Linked DNA regions of Homo sapiens: region 2 is linked to region 1. The links are chromatin loops, found by intact Hi-C in ENCODE. Cell type or tissue: PC-3. All regions are shown on one strand.

Evidence for each region. Hi-C counts contacts between places; a loop is a spot of excess contacts. Peaks named below come from ENCODE experiments on the same cell type or tissue, not always from the same donor. Only the 100,000 strongest peaks of a DNase experiment are listed, where the experiment ranks them.
Region 2: a loop joins it to region 1, with 2.9 times the contacts of the local background. A loop is called at or near these places in 1 of 110 quality-filtered maps.

Annotation. Positions count from the first base shown.
Region 1 is chr2:32,483,818-32,486,317 of GRCh38, forward strand. It overlaps BIRC6 (baculoviral IAP repeat containing 6), which reads left to right. Exons shown (of 74, transcript NM_016252.4): 40 at 1,826-1,942. Among named protein-coding and RNA genes, the nearest start is that of MIR558, 47 kb to the right of the region's middle. In PC-3, no CTCF peak of the experiment used is centred here; a DNase peak (open chromatin) is centred at 1,244; H3K27ac peaks cover 1,471 bases.
Region 2 is chr2:32,543,593-32,546,092 of GRCh38, forward strand. It overlaps BIRC6 (baculoviral IAP repeat containing 6), which reads left to right. Exons shown (of 74, transcript NM_016252.4): 63 at 2,051-2,268. Among named protein-coding and RNA genes, the nearest start is that of MIR558, 13 kb to the left of the region's middle. In PC-3, no CTCF peak of the experiment used is centred here; no DNase peak of the experiment used is centred here.

The DNA.
Region 1 (2,500 bases):
TTTCATTCAATTAGGGTGGCCCATGATTTTGATCTCTCTCATTATTGGTGATGTTAAGTTTAACCACTTGATGAATGAGTTGTCTTCTGGGCTTCTCCCTTGTAAAGTTATTCTTTTCCCCTCTGTAAAAATGTTTTGTTCTCATTGGGTTTTTTGGGGGTACACACATGGTCTTGCTCTGTCACTCAGGCTGGAGTGTAGTGGCATGATTTTCAGTTCCCTGCAGTCACTGCCTCCTAGAATCAAGAAGCAGTTCACCATTTTGACCAGGCTGTTCTCAAACTCCTGAGCTCAAGCAGTCCGCCCTCCTCAGCCTTCCAAATTGCTGGGATTAAAGGTGTGAGCCATTGTGCCCGGCTGCTGTAAAAAGTTTTTTGGGGGCTGGGGAGCAGAATGGTACTCGGAAACTATAACTATCCTGTTCCTCACAAAGTTTCTTTTTGAAAAAATTACTGGCCAGGTGCGGTGGTCACGCCTGTAATCCCAGCACTTGGGAGGCCGAGGCAGGTGGATCACCTGAGGTCAAGAGTTCGAGACCAGCCTGGCCAACATGGTGAAACCCCATCTCTACTACAAATATAAAAAAATTAGCCAGACATGGTGGCGGGTACCTGTAATCCTTGGGAACTGAGGCTGAGGTAGGAGAATTGCTATAACCCTGGGGCAGAGGTTGCAGTGAGCCAAGATCGTGCTGCTGCAGTCCAGCCTGGACGATAGAGCAAAACTCCAACTCAAAAAAAAAAAAAAAAGAAAGAAAGAAAGAAAAAATTACTGTAATAGTTTATTCGTTCAGTTTTGAACGGACTCATGGTTGCCTTTTTTTATTCAGTGAATTATACCTTACCATTTTTTTAAATTGTGGAAAAATGTAAATAACATAAAATTTTTCTTTTTTATTTGTTGAGATAGGGTCTCACTATGTTGCCCAGGCTGGTCTTGAACTCCTGGGTGAGCCCAGTCCTTCAACCCCAGCCTTTCAAGTAGCTGAGATTACAGCATGCTGTACCACACCTGGCAAATTTATTATTTTGACCATTTTTTGTGTGTGTATAGTTCACTGTTAATGAAGATATTCACAATGTTGTCATCTGTTTTTTGATGTTCAGATTGTCTCAAATTTGACCAATAGGATCCCCCTTGAGATTTTCTCATCATTTTAGCACTTCCTTGTTCTCTGGCAAAACATGATAGCCCAGGCTCATCCTTTACTTTAATCTGCCCCACCCCGGGAATTAGTCACTTCTTAAAGGAGCATGGTATTTCAAAACCTTTTAAAGGAGAAATGTGGTTAACAAACCATGATTTCGTCATGGATATATGTGTTGCTATTTTGGGACTGTTTTCATTTCCTCGTGGTGGACAGAGCTAGGGAGTATGTGTTTGTGTGTGCGTGTGAACACACACACTTGGCATCTATATTTCTGTATCTGTCTATCTATTCTGAATATGATGAATTCACATCAGTGTATCTGGATTTAATCTAACTCCATAGGGTTCATTTTAGCTTTCTTCTTGTCTGTATTTATAGCACTTTATTCTGACAGTGAGAAACCTGGTTCTCATTATCCTTAATGTCTTTGTTTCCATTATTGTTACTTCACTTATTTAATATTTCTGTCTCTATATAACCAATCGCCTGTCTCTACCCTCCTTTCCACAGATATTCTTCCCCTGCTGTGGCTCCGATACTGCATGTTAGGTGGCTGTTCTGTAAGAACACACTCTTCATCCTCTCTTGGGTTCAGATGTCATCATTTTATTGTAGGAGGTAGGACATGAGTAATAATTGTCAATGTTTTCTTTTTCTTTCAATTGCTTTTTGTAGCCCTGGATGCTCGCCTAGAAGTTGGACTTGAACAGCAAGCAGAACTGATGTTGAAAATGATGTCTACTCTGGAGGCAGATTCCATTTTACAGGCATTAACAAATACATCTCCTACATGTAAGTAAAATGACCATTTTTAGAGTATTGCAGTGAATGATTCAGCTCTTCATCATTTTCAGGTGGATTCATCAAGGACAGATTTTTAAATTCCATGATGTGAGTCTGAGGGGACTTAGTATGTAGCACTTTCCTGGCTCCGAGTTAGTAGCAAGTTGAAAACTAAGACAAAGGATTAACAAATGCAGAGAGTATCATGCAAAATACTTCCATGTAGTGCTGTCAGTTCAGTGCAGAAACCTCCATTGTGTTTTGTTTACTGTATTGTTGTAAGGTTAATAAAATTCCTACAGAAGCCTTCATACCTGCCTGTGAGTTCATTGCACTATTCCAAATTTATGATGAAGTAGATTTTTTGTAGTAACATCTTTATCATCCTTAAAGACTAGGATAGAGAATATAGTGTAGGATGACAGCCAAATAGGCCTGTTAGTTGAAAGCCAGAATTGAGAGGATTTACTACCTAATAACCTACAGAAAAGAAAGGCCAACTTTTTCGTAAAGGACTAATAGTAAATATTTTAGGCTTTCCTTGCCATATGGTGTGTATTGAAACTA
Region 2 (2,500 bases), 60 kb after region 1:
AGGTATCCAGATCATTGCCTATTATTCATCATTTATTTCCTTCATAGTTAAGCTGTTAGATGATTTGTAAGTGGTAGCTCACTTCCAGTATTAGTTATACATAATAAATCCTAAAGAATCTTCATTTTCATCTCTGTGTTCATTCAAAAATTATTTTCCTTGTGCTGACAAAACTGTTGGGCATCACTGGGGGGATGTAAACATGAAGCAGTTATTTAGAGCTACCCCCAAGTAGCTAATGTTCTCCAGTAATAGAAACAAGGGATGTACATAAACATGTATACTTAGCAAGTTATAAAATCCCTTCAGTACTCTTGAGTGCAGTATTATGGAGAAACACACATGTGAGATTATTTCTTTACTACTCAGCAATGTGAATGAAGTGGCATGGTAGTTTTTAGTGGGGCCTTGAAGGACAGATTAGATTTAGGTTGGGATGAGTTATCTCAGAAAATAAATGGAAAGAGCAGTGTTTTGAGGTTAAAATGTATGAGAGGGGATAAGTTAGCAGATGAAAATTTGCACAAAAGGGAGCATTGTGAGCATTTTAAAAGCTAATATTGGTAACAGATCATGGAAAAAACGTACTAAAAACTTTAGATTTTATTTTGAATAGCAATAAAGGTTTATTAAAATGTGTTAAGATTAGTGATGTGTTGAATATAGTTTTTTTCAGAAAATGAATCTGGTAGCAATACTTAGATTAAAGAGAACAGAATTAGGAAAATGATGCCATAATATGTATTAATGATAACATAGAATAATAAGAGAAAGCTGTGATGATTGTTTCCATTGGGTTGGCATTGTTATTTAATAGAAAAACTGAAGAATTACAGGATAGCCTCACAAGTAGATTTTCATTTGGGTGACGTCTGCATTTTCTTTTTTCTTTCTTCTTCTTTTTTTTTTTTGCATTTTCACTTACTATTTATTCTATTAATATTTATTAGAAAATTAATATTCCTTATGTTATTTTAAAATCACATGGTTTTGATTAGGGTCGATTTCTTTCACATGCCATTTAGAAAGAATAAAATGTTAAGTTCTGTACTACAAAGTATATTTAATCTAATAAAACTATATGAATTTATGTGTAGATCTCAAAACTCTGAAGCTATCAAATATTCAAAGTAAATATTTTTTCCTTTATATTTTCCTAACAACAAAAATCCCTCATAAATGTTGGCATATAAGTGGGCCCATGTAGTTTAAACCTGTGTTATTCAGGTGTCAACTGTATTTATTTTAGTAGGTCAGGAATTTCTAATTACTTGATCTGATTTTTTTTTAAGTAGATAGAGGGGTAAGAACCATATTTTTTATTGATACATAGTAGTTGTACATATTTATGTTATACATACGATATTTTGATAAAGACATAGAATGTGTAATAAGAACCATGGTATTTCAACACTGTTACCACAGAGTGTTAAAGTAGGTGTAACCCTAAACAGAAAAGGAAAAAAAAATGGCTTTCTGTAATTTCACACTATTTTTAGTGCATATACAATGAATTTTTATTAAAAAGGATAGTTATGATATCTCTCTCTCTAATAATTGTCTCGTGTACCATCCATGTAGCATTGCTTTCTTTGCATTTAATACCCCTTCCTGGCTAGAACACAGTAGAACACTGTTGGGAAAAAAATAGTTTTACTTGTTCATTATCTGTTCTTGGTTAAAGCTACTCCCAAGAAAAGCAGTTACTTTCTTACTGTTGTAAGATACTACTAATGCTTCTTTTCTATTGTTCAGGTTTTAGTTTAAATTCTAGTTCGTAATAATTTTGACATAATCTATAGCTATGATCATACATATGTTTCCATTTTTTTGAGGTTTATGTATACCGTGTCTGACAGAGTTTTTCCTGATACTTATTCGTTATTAAATTTTAAGATATTACTGTTGTATTTGTGGTATTTGGTTTTCTAAATAATTTAGTGGTATACTTTTGTATTACAGTGTCATTATTAATTTATGACCCTGTATGTAACTTCTTATGTGTTTTTAACTGTTTTTAATCTTGAGTCCTCTTCTTTCTTCAATCTAGGTCATATTCTTCAATCTCCATCAGCCAATGTGCTTCCAACCCTTCCTTTCCACGTCCTTCGTAGCTTGTTTAGCACTACACCTTTGACAACTGATGATGGTGTACTTCTAAGGCGGATGGCATTGGAAATTGGAGCCTTACACCTCATTCTTGTCTGTCTCTCTGCTTTGAGCCACCATTCCCCACGAGTTCCAAACTCTAGCGTGAATCAAACTGAGGTAGGTTCACTTTTAATTATTTCAGTTATTAAAAAAACTAGATTTAATTAGGGAGTACAGAATAAAGTTTTTTTCTGAATTAATCTTTCAGAGACTTGGGTGTTCCATTTTCACATCTAAAAGGATATTTAAAACAGAAATTGTAAATTAATTGTTTTCTCTATTAGTCTTCTTCAGTAAACCAAAAAGAAACCTATCTACTTGAAAAGCAGAAAAGATTTAAGCGCTTAAT